Linked DNA regions of Homo sapiens: region 1 is linked to region 2. Evidence: chromatin contacts called from ENCODE Hi-C or POLR2A ChIA-PET data. All regions are on one chromosome and are shown on one strand. Each heading gives the region's core, a stretch centred on a gene start or an enhancer-like site at or near the end of the contact. The rest is flanking DNA. Distances are from core to core; before and after follow the strand shown.

Evidence for each region. A loop is a pair of places that touch in the nucleus more often than their neighbours do. ChIA-PET counts read pairs that join two places held with the same protein, here RNA polymerase II (POLR2A). Pooled maps may share reads with other maps.
Region 1: a loop to region 2 is called in a pooled map, with 3 times the contacts of the local background. The contact joins the promoter of KATNBL1 here to the enhancer-like site in region 2. A Hi-C loop is called at or near these places in 6 of 50 pooled maps. POLR2A ChIA-PET finds 5 or more read pairs at or near these places in 2 of 52 experiments (HEK293T and Panc1).

What each region holds. Positions count from the first base shown.
Region 1 is chr15:34,207,256-34,214,187 of GRCh38, reverse strand. It overlaps KATNBL1 (katanin regulatory subunit B1 like 1), which reads left to right and starts at 4,092. Exons shown (of 10, transcript NM_024713.3): 1 at 4,092-4,237. RefSeq lists an enhancer at 1-144 and a silencer at 4,148-4,547.
Region 2 is chr15:34,509,287-34,516,019 of GRCh38, reverse strand. No RefSeq gene overlaps it. Among named protein-coding and RNA genes, the nearest start is that of MIR1233-2, 16 kb to the left of the region's middle. RefSeq lists silencers at 769-998, 1,429-1,668. Within about 2 kb of position 1,684, at least 15 of the 41 ENCODE cell types and tissues checked have a DNase peak (open chromatin) inside an H3K27ac peak, as active enhancers do.

The sequences.
Region 1 (6,932 bases), core at 2,843-5,342, 300 kb after region 2:
TGCACCCTGACCCCCAGGTAGTCTAATTCCAGGACTTCCCTTTTCCAAGGCAGCAGTCAACCATATTGTATTCTTCTCTATCTTGGAAAAATCACTAAACTCAGTTTTTCAGAGAGAGACACAATCACTGCTCTAGGCATTGTTGTATATGTTTTATATAGGTTATCCCACTTCCCAACAGCCCCTGAGAGGAGAGTGTTATCCCCATTGCACATTAAGGTAAAAACCGGTGTAGAAACGGCCCAAAGGCAGCAATCTAGGTTTTAAATAGAGATGAGCCTTGCTCCAAGGCTAGTCTAACATGCTGCCCCCACCACGTTCCACCTGGTGACAGTATAGTCTAATTGCAGGAAATGTACTTGCAGGAGGAGAGAGATGGTTTCTTGAGATTCGGATTTGAAAGTCTATAAATACCAAATATTATCATAGTCATAAATGTTTTTGGGTCACCTGATCTCAGTTGTAGATTTACAATAGAGGGCTGTAGATGTAGCAGAAACAAGCTATCTTAAAAATAGGATCCCCCATCACTCAACACCTCCCTACCACCCACCCTTCACCCCGCAAAAAACACTACCAGGGGTTTTGTTTTGTTTTTTGGGTTTGTTTTTGTTTTTGTTTTTTTTGCTTACTGCTTCTGCCATTACTTCCTTCCACAGCCTGCAAAGGAAGGTAGGGAAGGGAGGAGCAGAAAAAAGGGATTGACTTCTCACTTTGACTGCTAAAGTCAACTGCCTAGAATTTTCCAAAGGTGCTGAGGCTGAGCAGTGTGGAATGGGTGAGCTGTTGCTGTCTTTTAGGTCCCTTCAGGCATTGTTCTCTGTCAGAATCGGCATTGGTCTCAATGAGAATGACATACAATGCAGTAAATGATATGGCTTCTAGGACCCTAGACGGAACTACACTTTTATACCTAATGTTATTGCTATCAGTCATTCCTCCCTACCCCTGGCCATCCAGCATCCTGGTAACAAATCAACTCTTCTTCTTCTTTTTCTTGCTTTTTTTTTGGTTGGTTTGTTTTTAAGAGACAGGGTCTTGCTCTCTTGCTGGACTACAGTGCCATAATCATAGCTTACTATAATCTTGAGCTCTTTGGCTCAAGTGATCCTCCCACCTCAGCCTCCCGAGTAGCTAGGACTACAGGTATGCACCACCATGCCCGACTATTTTTTAAATTTTTTGTAGAGTTGAGGTGTTGAAATGTTGCCCAGCCTGGTCTCAAACTCCTGGCCTTAAGCGATCCTTTCACCTTGGCCTCCCAAACAGATCAATCCTTCTAAAGAACTGACTTAGTCATTCCCCTGCTCAATTGTCTTTGCTGTCTCCTTGCACCTCAAACACTTTGCTTGATAATTCCAGGTCTTCGCAACCTATCAGGTGCCTTACGTACCTTTTCAGTCTTCACTCCTGTGACTCTTGCAAGCACTTTTCCCTCCACTCAAATCAGAATAGACTGCAGTACTAGAACTTACTTTGCATTTCCACCTCTCTGTCAGGAACATCCTGTCTGTCCTCTCCAGTTCATCAGGCCCAGCTCCACCATCCCTCCCCTGCTTGCCATCAAGCAGTGTACACAGGACTGCATGGCAGCTCTTTTCTCATGTGGGTCACTCTACACTGTGTCCTTGAATGATTCTGCACCCCGTAGAGAGGGGGATGTGAGGCAGGAAGGCTAACTTAGCTGCGTGTTCTCTCAGAAGGAAGGAATGAAGGAATGGCCAGAGGAGTAGACACCCTTGGAGACTGCCCACCACGAAGGCTATCAGTAAACCACCTTTTTGTACACAAACACTGATGTAGGGATTTTTTTAATGTATGGGCTGTACCTTTTTTTAGTAAGAATTCAAATTTTATTGAGCCCCAAGGGGGAAAAATTCAACTTTATTGATAGGAAAAGTATCAATGAAGAAAGTTGCCTTGCATTTTCATCACTAAAATGACAGTATTTGTATATATTCCAAAAGTAGCAATGCAAAGGCAGTTTTCCTTATTTTTATGTGAAATTATGAGATGTGAGGGCCTGGGCTGCCCATCACTGATACAAACTTTATAACTTGGCTCTGGAGATTAACCTGCCTGAGATCCTGTGCCCTAACAAGCTCCAGAAATGAGAATATCAAGGTTCTTCTCTGGCCTCCAGCAACTGGAGGCCTTGTATTAGCTGAGATTCTTCTGTGTTAACACAGCAGATTCCCTGAGTTCCAGGACTCCATTACTTGTCTTAATTCTTTAGCCTCCCTTGAGGATAACGATCATATAGTACACTCTTTTTACCCTATTCTTCTGATGAGAGGCCAGCACAGTGCCTTTTGCATAGTGGGTCATCAAGAAATTCCTGTTCATGATGATGAAGAAATGACTTGAGAGAAAGTGACTTCACCCATGTGTGTTGAATTTTTATTTTCTTTAAAACAACACATCTACTTAGTGGAAGTCATATTCAGGAAATATTCTTTATTGTACATACATGGAACCTAGGGCTCCAGCTTCCTTTACTCACCTAGCTGGACTCTCTCAACAGTACCACCTGTTAACAGATGTGGCCCCACACATAGGCATGTATGTGCCTTGCTTATGCTTGGTACAATCGAGAAGCTCTCAAAGGTGTTGCTTATGCCAAATATCCTAAAACTATTTTCCCACTGCCCTAAGGTCTTGCCTCAATTTTCAACATGACTTTTTTTTTTTTTTTGATTAAGTAAGGACTCTGTTACTAGGGAGGAAAAATACATAAAGTTATAACAACCTGATGACATCTTAGTTCTGATCAGTTTATCTGACAGGCCTCCCATTGCTCGGAACTCCCACGGCATTTAGGAGATACCTTTTATCACTGCAGTGTATTGGAATGATCTCTTTTCCTGTTTTTCAAGCCACTGAGAGCTGCTTCAGGCGATTTCCAGCACCAGGCACAATTTGCCTGGCACATGGCGGGCCTTCAAAAAGATTGTTAAACCAAACTTAAGCAGCCTGCTCCCTAGGCAAGCCTTGAGTTCCGAAATGAGTGCCTGAAAAAGCAAGCCAAGGGATGTAGTCTTGTGGTGAGGAAGTATTTCCACCAAAGGCACTGCTTGGTTGGTTTCTGCAAGGGGCGAGAGAACCACCATAGACAAACTTGCTCCTGTCACAGCTTGGCTAACCTTGACCGGTGGCTTATCTATGAAGGTGAGCAGCCTGGTTCTAATGAAGAGAACTGCCCTCAGTAATTAAAAGTTCATCATCTACAGACCCAACCCTAACCTCATAATCTAATTTAGTGTTCCCCATCCCAACAAGACCGAACCAGCTTCCTGAGGACAGGTTCTGCATCATGTACATTTCTTGTGTTCTTAAGAGTCTAGCACAAAGTTTGGCACATAATAGGAACTAAAAAAATGATGACTAACAAACACGAAGGGCTTACCATATGCCGGGCACTCCTCTAAGCATTTTATATGTATTAATTCATTTAATCCTCACAACACTAAGAGACAGATACTATTGTTATTGTCCCCATTTTACAGAAGGGGAAAGCAAAGCACCTAGGAGTTTATGTGACTTGCTCAAGGTCACATAGTTCCACAATCCATGCTTTTAGAAACTATGCCTTAGAGCGTTTATTAGTATCATTTTTATTTTTATAGAGACGGGGGCGGAGGTGGGGGGTGGGGGGTAGTTGTCCCCATGTCGTCCAGGCTGGTCTTGAATTCCTGGGCTTAGGTGAACCTCCTGCCTCGGCCTCCCAAAGTGCTGGGATTACAGGTGTGAGCCACTGTGCCCAGACTCTTAGTGTATTTAAATAGGTGTGAATGAATAAATCTCTCCCGGAACCATAACTTTATAGGAAATTGTTTGCACCTCCTGGTACACCACTAAGGCACGGTCTCCCACACTAGGTTGTTCCTAGCGCACGGTCGGTCATTCGTTGACCTTTACCCACCCTCAGTTCCTATCGCAGTATCACTTCTCGCGCCATAGCAAGGCTACCGTGCGAAGCTCTAGCCACCAGGGGGCACTGTGGCCACAGGTCCTTTTCCCCTCCGGCCCTTAGCGACCCCCAGAGGGGCGGAGCCAACGTTGGGCGGAGCCCGCGAGCCGCCCACAGCGCCAGCTATCCCGGCGGGCCGCGCGCGCGGCCGCGTTTGAATGGCCCTGAGTGGGACTCGGCCCAGAAGCCGAGGGACTCTCTAGGCTGCCGGGCGCTGGTCGTCAGCGCCGAGGCTGGGCTGAGGCGCCGCGGTACCATGAGGCGCCGGTAAGTGACTGCCGAGCCGGTGCGAGCCCCGCGCCCGCAGCTGCCCTGCCCTGGCAGGGCTACTCCAGCCGGGCTTGGCCGCGCCCTGGGCCCACCTGCAGGCCCCGCGGCGGCCTCGGCTCGGCCGGGCTCGCGGCAGCGCTGCCGGGTCCCGGGGCGGGGCGGCAAGGCCGGGGCGGAGCCCCTCTGCCGGTCCCTGCGGGGAGAGTCGGGCAGCGGGCGCTGGGGGGCTCCAGGGGACTGGGCCGGGAGAGGCGTGGACCGAACCTGTTGTCACTTATTTATCTTCGGGTGGAGTCGACAGCTGCACCTGGGGAAGGGGAAGGACAGAACGAGTGTGGGGCGAGCATTTTTGAGGACAGGTTTTCCGCAGAGCGCCTAGGCCCGGCCCAGGCATTTCCTTATTTTCCGACGGGTCCTCGGATTCCTGACGGATGAGCTTTTGTTTCGCAGGACAAAAACTTGACATAACTGCATAAGAATTGTCGATTGCAACTTTAAAAACCTTACTGTATTTTCTGAAAAGTTGTTCTGTAAAGTATCTAGGCTTTTACTACGCTCTTATATTGCTTAAATATGGAGATAACAAAGAGTTGGTTTGTTTTCTTGTGGCTTATAAAGTTCCTTGAAAACAGAGATACCTATGTCAGTTTCTTTGCTGATTTAAAAAAAATTGTAAGAGAAATTAGGTGTGTAATAATCATCAGTTCAGCACTTGCGAGAATTATGAGAAACTAGTCCACCTAATAGCTTAAATCTGCTGGGTTTTTTGGAGTTTCTTTGGATAGCCAGCTTCAGACTTGAATTGAAACGTCATCCATTGAGGCTTTTACTTGGCTAATAACTAATATTAGCCAATAATAATATTAGCCAGTGTGATCATAATGATGGGCAATATTTATTTTGTGCTTTCTATGCGCTGGGCGTATTAAGAGCTTTACTTTGGGATATATACTGTTGTCCCCATTTTGACAGTGAAGAAACTAAGGCACAGGAAATTTTAGTATTGTAACTTTTGTACCGTACAGGGTTACACAGCTAATATAATTAACACCCGAGCAGGCTGGCTCCACGCTTTTAACTCTGTTGCTCTACTACCTCCTTTATCTGTGGCTCTTTTTAGTTTACAAAGCCCTTTCATTTCATTTACTTAAACTTCGGAGACCTGAGTGTGCTTTTGTGTACACATACATTCATTCACACACCATTCATTCAAGTTTTCTGCTCTTGATGATTATACTTAAGGTTTGTGCCTGAGCAAAAAATCCATTGACTATTTTAAGATAAATGGAGTTCATAAGCTTTATGTGTGTTATAATTTATGTTTTCAATTCCTTTATATCCTTTCCTGAAAGTTTTGAAAGTGTTAGTCTTAGCAACTTATGTATTACTTTAAAATAAAAAATTACATGTTAAATGTTTTCATCCCTAAAACTTATTGAGTGGTTATTCTGTACTTGAAATGGTTATACTTAAACTAATACCTCCTTGACAAGGAATAAATTTCAAAAGCAAAATCACTTAGTAAGAAATCAGCAGTTTATACTTATCTATAGCAGAGCTTTTAAATGTCATTCATCAGTTACAAAGCTTTCGATTGCCTGTATGCCCAACAGGGTGGTAGACCCAATTGGCTATACAAAAGAAATGTGCCGCAAGAATGACACTATGGACTTTGGGGACTTGGTAGAAAGAGAGTGGGAGGGGGATGAAGGATAGAAGACTACACATTGGATACAGTGTTCACTGCTCAGGTAATGGGTGCACCAGAATCTCGGAAATCACCCCTGAAGAACTGATTCATGTAACCAAACACCACTTGTTCCCCAAAAACCTATTGAAATAAAAAATAATAAAAATAAAATAAAAAATGTGCCAGGACAACCAACCTTAGGGAGATTAATCTAGTTTGGGTTATGAGATTAACAACAAAAAATATATATGACACTCTTCGTTAGTACAGTGGATGAATGCAGAACTGAACTGGGTAAAGCTTCTGCGAAAAACTAACAATTGCAGGATTTATGTAGGGCACTGAACAGAAGGGTGGATGGTGGGGCTAGGCAGGGTTGGTAATCCCAACACTTTGGGAGGCCAAGACAGGAGGATCTCTGGAAGCCAGGAGTTCGAGAGCAGCCTAGGCAACATAGCGAGACCATATCTCTACAAAAAATTTAAAATATTTTGCCAGGCATGGTGGCATGTGTCTGTAGTCCCAGCTACTTGGGAGGCTGGGGTGGGAAGATCGCTTAAGCCCAAGAGGTCAAGGCTACAGTGAGCCGAGATTGTGCCACTGCACTTCAGTGCAGCCACAGAACTGGTGTGGCTCACACCTGTAATCCCAGCACTTTGGGAGGCCAACGGTAGGAGGAAAGCTTGAGCCCAGAAGTTTGAGACCAGCCTGGGCAACATACCAAGACTCCATCTCTACAAAACATTTTAAAATTAGGGCCAGTGGGTCATGCCTGTAATCCTAGCACTTTGGGAGGCTGAGGCAGGTGGATCACAAGGTCAGGAGATCGAGACCATCCTGGCTAACACGATGAAACCCTGTCTCTACTTAAAATACAAAAAATTAGCTGGGCGTGGTGTCACACGCCTGTAGTTCCAGCTACTTGGGAGGCTGAGGCAGGAGAATCGGTTGAACCCAGGAGGCAGAGGTTGCAGTGAGCCGAGATCGCACCACTGCCTTCCA
Region 2 (6,733 bases), core at 435-2,934:
CTCTCGGTCTGATGAGATAATTTGCATACTTGGTTGTTATCCTTGAGCATTTTCCTGCCTCATTAGTGCACGTGTAGCCAACACAATAATAATCATAGCTAATAACGGCTAAGGCTGAGGACTTTCCTTAGCCAGGTAGTCGCTTTAAAAACTTTAAAGTTTTCACTAGACTCTCATTGAATCATTTCTCTTTTTCAGATCAAGAAACTGAGACTTACTATCACATTCGGGATGAAGTTAAAACAAAAAAAGAAACTGGGGCTTAAAGCTGTCAAGTATTTCACAGCCAGCAAGTGGCTACGTTGGAACTTGAACCCAGGCAGTCTAGCCCTGGGATCCAGTGTTGACTACGCAAAACTAAAGTGTACATGTTTTCAACTACAGTTTAAGTGGGTGACATATTTTTCACTATATTTTATGTAGGTGACTTTCAGTTTGGGGGTATTCTACTTACACAATCTATTGAGCTGGATATTAACTGAGAACAAAAAGAAACTAATGAACTCCGAAAAACATAAAACATGAGCAACATGATGTCACCGCAAAAGACAAATCAGCACAGAGCCTTCTTGGGACTGTATTTTGCTGACCGTCCAGGAACGAGTTATCATCTGCCTGAACTCAGCAGTGCTCTGTTCCCTTGGGACACACACACACACACACACACACACACACACACACACACACAGAGAGAGAGAGAGAGAGAGAGAGAGAGAGAGAGAGAGAGAGAGAGAGAGAGTTAGTGGCTGTGCCGCCCTGAGCTTCCAGTCGGCGAGTGTGAGGAAGGAACCAGATGGGTCGGGCAGAAAGGTGCTGGGTCAAGGGAGGAGGGGGCAGCCGGGAGCGCGCGCACGCTCTGGACTCGTGCACCCGCCGAAACTGGTGCGCGCAGGGCCCGCCTGGTTGAGGGGTGAGGGGTGAGGGTGACGGGGGCAGGGTAGGGGCAGCCCTTTCCCAGGCGGTAGTGGGGGCAGTGGTTATGTTGCCCTTTGAAGCTGCGGCTTGACAGGAGCCGCGCCTCCTGTGGGTGGAGTCGGTTACAAAGGGAGCAGCCCCCCAGGCCGCCACACAGCTCCCGCCAAGGCCTCCGTGCCCTTGCCATTTTCCAGCCGCGCTCCCACAAGGGTCCAGGCGGCAGGCAGAGGCAGAGTCGCGAAAGCTCGGCTGGGCGGCCCCGCTGGGTAGTCGCGGCCGTGACAGCGGCTCCGGACAGGCTCCCCTTCCGCGCCCCTCCCGCCGTAGATGAGTGGAAGATGTCCGTGTCAGGGTTCAAGGCCAAAGGGAAGTTTCTGGGACTATCTTCCACAAGAACCAGGAGCCGCAGCCCCCGCTCACGCTCCACTGCAACATGACTGTGAGGCGCCCGGCGGCGGCCTCGCGGGGCAGGGCGAGGGCAGAGAGGGGGCGCCCGGAGTCCCAGGACAAAGGGGAGCCTTCCCCAGAGAGGCCCCAGTTCCCCGCCCCTTTCTCCCGCAACTGGCCCAGCCCCGGCCCGGGACTGCCGGAGGCTTGGGTGGGAGGAGAGGGGAGGGCGCGTCTCTCCGACTCCTCGCGTGGCGTAAGCTTGGGGGCTGTTGGCCCCTCTAGGCCCCCGTCGCCGCGCCCCGAGGTGGGAGCCCGCGACTGCCGGAGCCTTCTTGGGACCCATGGTCGCCCTCAGTCGGCCAGCCTGCTCCGGAGACCGCGACAGGGCGGTGCAGGGCGGCTCCGGCGTTTTTTGAGCCCAGGCGGGGAAGGGGAAAGACCTTTAAGATTTTCGGTATTTTGGCTGGGCGCAGTGGCTCACGCCTGTAATCCCTTTGGGAGGCAGAGGCGGGCGATCACCTGAGGTCAGGAGTTAGAGACCAGCCTGGCCAACATGGTGAAACTCCGTCTCTACTAAAATATACAAAACTTATCCAGGCGTGTTGGCAGGAGATTTAATCGCGGCTACTTGGGAGGCAGAGGCAGGAGAATCGTTTGAACCCGGGAGGCGGAGGTTGCAGTGAGCTGAGATCCAGCCGTTGCACTCAAACTTGGGGGATAAGAGGGAGACTTCTCTCAAAAAAAAAAAAATTCTTTTTTCTTTTGAGGGAGTCTCACTCTGTCACCCAGGCTGGAGTGCAGTGGCGCGATCTCGGCTCATTGCAGCCTATCTCTCTTGACAGTCCACTGGTTAAAGCGATTCTGCTGCCTCAGCCTCCCGAGTAGCTGTGATTACAGGCGCCCGCCACCACGCCTGGCTAACTTGTGTTTTTAGTAGAGACGGGGTTTCACCGTGTTGGCCAGGCTGGTCTCAAACTCCTGACCTCAAATGACCCACCTCTGCCTCCCAAAGTGCTGGGATTCCAGGTGTGAGCCACCGCGCCAGGACCCAAGGCCCTTAAGTTTTAACGCCTCATTCTTCAGTCAGGTTTTCCTTGCTCCCGCGTGTTCAGCCAATTGGTTTCAAGTTTGTGTTGAAGGAGAAACTAACAATGAAAACGGAGTCGTTGATGGAAGAAAAGTTGGAATGCAGCCTCTGGTGCTGTTTGAGTGATCCCTCTCCCCAGGGGCTGGCTGCGCACTGCTGTGTTCTGGAAAGGCGCATTGTATGGTAGATGCCGCAGGTAAGAGTCCTGTACAGGTGCTCTGCCCGCTTTTCCTTTCAGGCTTCTGTATCAGCTGTTTTTCCCTTGTAGAATGTGCCCCTGACCTGTGCCCCTGACCTCCACCCTTTAACCCTACCCAACTCGTCTTTACACGTCTGACCATCAAGGCTCTTCTGGGTCATATTGAGTTCATGCTGATATTTTCCCTTCCTCCCCTCTTCAGTCCTTACTATTTTTGTTTTGGTCACGTTATGCTATATTCTGTAAGCCTTTAAGAAATTCTTTTATGGTGGCAGGGGAGAATATTTTGTAATTATGCTTTGTGCTTTTTATCTTCCACTCAATAAGTGCTTGGTAAATATTTGTTTTATTGAGTATATGACCCTATTCTAGCTATATTGTGCTTGAACAAAAATCTTAACTGCCCTGTAAGTTAACTGCTAAGAATTTGTCAAAAGTGCAGAGATGACATCCAGAACTTGTCATGGATAGTGCAAAAAGGTCTCTAAGGGCTTGATGGAGGTGTGTAAATGGACTTCATGTGAAAGAGTGTAAGAAGCGAAAATGTGAAGCATGACTGGAGAGCCGGAGAGATAAAGCAAGGGTCTCTTTCTCCAGATCCTTTGTAACAGTGTCATGTGACCTCTTCTTGAAGATCGTTCTGAAAGATAATGCCACCCTGGAACCTAGGAAATCACCCAGTGGGTTTCTGCAGGTTAGGTGCTTCAAATCCTCATCAGCACCTTTGTTTTCTCTGCCTCTGTTTGCTCACAACGATGTTCTCAGTAGCTGTAATTGCTGTCTTTGAATACTTAAGCATTTTTTTTAGATCACAGGGGTATATGTGCATTTTTATTTTACGAAGTGTTAGAATTTTTACTCCGCTTTTGTGGGCTCTGCGTTAGCTACTTGGTTGTTTAGTTGTAAAATGATTAGCAGGGAAAACTGTGTGTGTGTCTGTGTGTGTGTGTATTTTAAGGTTCTCTTGTTGTCAGAGCACTTAGAATTTTATTTTATATGGTAATTCTGTCAGTTTACTTTATTCTCCAGCCCACATTTATTGAACAGCAAAGTATGAAAGTGATGTGTCCCATAACCAGCCTTCAGAGGAATTACAACTGCTGTATGTCTGAACTTAGAATTACAACTGCTGTATGTCTGAACTTAGAATTACAACTGCTGTATGTCTGAACTTTATTTTCTTTTCCTTTTTTTTTTTTTTTTTTTTTTTTTTGAGTTGGAGTCTCACTCTGTCACCCAGGCTGGAGTGCAGTGGTGTGATCTCGTCACACTGCAACCTCCGCCACTCCGGTTCAAGTGATTCTCCTGCCTCAGCCTCCTGAGTAGCTGGGATTATAGACACCTGCCACACCACCCGGCTAATTTTTGCAGTTTTAGTAGAAACAGGTTTCACCATCTTGGCTAGGCTGATCTCGAACTCCTGACCTCGTGATCCACCTGCCTCAGCCTCCTAAAATGCTGGGATTACAGGCATGAGCCACCATGCCTGGCTGAACGTTCAAGAAGAAGTTTGTGCATCAATTTTTTAAAAATTGTGATGTCAAAAGATAGCTGTGTCCTACACTTGGAAAGATACAAAAACTGCACATTCTGGCAGGTAGTTTTGCTTGCTGGTGCTTGAGATAGAGCCATACATTGATCTCAGTGGATTTATGGAGAAAAATAGATAGAGAAAGTTATTTCTAAATAAGACCAAAAAGTCCTTTTCTTAAGCAGTGACAGGTAAAGAGGTTGTCTTGGTTAACCTTGAAATGTGTTGCCCTTGATTAAGACAGTTTTATGGTGGGGATGGTAGTGGTGATAAACTTGTTTGAAATTTGTCCACTTATAGTAACCTTTGTGGTAGCTGTCACAGACAACTTCATCCTCACAGGCCTTAAAATTACTATAAAATTAATAGAATAGAGGAGAAACAAAGGACCTGAATAATTAGATGCTTAGATAATGGTAATGTGTTTTCATAACCGGTGAAGAAGAGCAGTGTTAGAAGCCTTTAAACATTCTATGTAAGGAACACTGCCTGAATTTATATTGCAATTTTTGAGCACCATTCATTGTTTAAAAACTGGTATATTGTAGGTCATATTTTAAAGACAAATAGAAAACTTTTTTCCAGATGGATATAAAGCTTAACCTTAACAAAATTACAAAATTTAAAGCATATGATTGAAAAATATTAATGCATAGGTTTAAATATTGGTCGTCATTTTAGATGTCTTTCAAAATAGATTGTCTCTTAAACTGAACAAACTTTGAACATGTTGTAGCATTTGTGCTGAAGGTTAAGTTTCCTGAGGAGGTGGATATTTTATAATATGGATAACAAAGCCTTATTTTAAGAAATTTAGAAAATGTTTAGGCAAAACTAGAAAATGTTACCGATAATTCTCCCACTCAGAAGGTACCACTATCAGAATTTTGTATTTTTCCAGTCATCTGCTCATCTCTTTTCTCCTGTGCTTGTATGTGTTCCCTCTCCCTTGAAAAATCAGATTTTTTTGTAATCTGCTTTTTCACTCAACAATATTGTAGATCCACATCATAACTTACTCCTCTACAGTGGCTTCAGTTATTGTGTGTTTTCTGTTGGATGACTATACCATCTAGTCCATCATGTTTCCTGGTACTAAATACATAGGGGTGTGTGTGTGTGTGTATTTTTTTCTACCTTAACTAATGCTTTAGACGTCATTAGGTAGAGCTAAATCCTTGAAACCTTCCAAGTGGTGGCTTTCAGTTCTCATTGCTGAATTGGTTTCTAGAGATGGAACAAATTATATTGTATGGAACCTTTTTTTGTTTTTGAGATGAAGTCTTGCTCTTGTCACTCAGGCTGGAGTGCAATGGCATGATCTTGGCTCACTGCAACCTCTCCCTCCTGGGTTCAAGCAATTCTCCTGCCTCAGCCTCCCAAGTAGCTGGGATTACACGTGCCTGCCACCACGCCTGGCTAATTTTTGTATTTTTAGTAGAGACGGGGTTTCACCATGTTGGCCAGGCTGGTCTCAAACTCCTGACGTCAGGTGATCCACCCGCCTCGGCCTCCCAAAGTGCTGGGATTACAGGCATGAGCCACCATGCCTGGCCTTTTTTTCTTCTAGGTACCAGCTTTTATTTATCAGTTTGGTAAAAATGTTAGAAAGTGTGCAATAAAATGGGCATTCTCACAGTTGTGGCACAAAGTATAATTATCTTTGACTTTCTAGGAAGCAGTTTGGCTTTGTAGAAACTTGCCTAACCTCTCCCCTTTGAGGCAAGATGAATTCTGACTATCCCAAGGTGGCCAACCTTGTCCCTGTGATTCCAGATCTCCCAGAAAAAGAGGTCTAGTCTCAGAGAAAACCCAGATTTTCTTGGCTTAGCCCACCTTGACAGCTAAGCACTGGAAATGGGGTGGGCTGGTAGAGTCCTTTGGTCAGATTTTGTGTCAAGACAGGGAGGTGGAAAGATGGGAGGGAGGTAGCAAAACTGGCCTGAATGGAACTCTGTAAGTTAAAATGGCAAAGGGATGTTCCTTCCAAGGAAGAAATTCTAGGGAAGGCAGGAAAGTGGAGGGGAAGGCAGCAGTTCTCAAAGTTTTGGAATCAGGACTCCTTTACATTCTTAAAAATATATTGAGGGCCCAAGGAGCTTTGGTTTATGTAGGTTATATCTACTGGTATTTATCATTAGAAATTAAATCAGAAATATTTAAACTATTCTTTAAAAGCTCACCACGTATTGTTATAAATGTTTTTATGAAAAAATTTCTAAACCCAAAGTAGCACAATCTTATATTTTTTGCAAATTTCCTTGATGTCTGGTATGTCATTTTCATCTGCATTCAATTTATTGTGTGATATTTCCTTGAAGAAATGTGAACAATGTCCAATCTCATACAGATAGCCATTTTAGATCATTGTGGATATATATATATTTATATATTTATATATATATATAAATTTTGTTTTTTGAGATGGGGTCTTGCTCTGTCGCCCAGACTGGAATGCAGTGGTGTGATCACAGCTCACTGCAGCCTCAGTCTCTGGGGACTTAGGTGATCCTCCCACCTCAGCCTCCAGAGTAGTTGGGACTACAGGTGTGTATCACCACACCTGGCTAATTTTTTGTATTTTTTTTTTTCGTAGGGACAGGATTTTGCC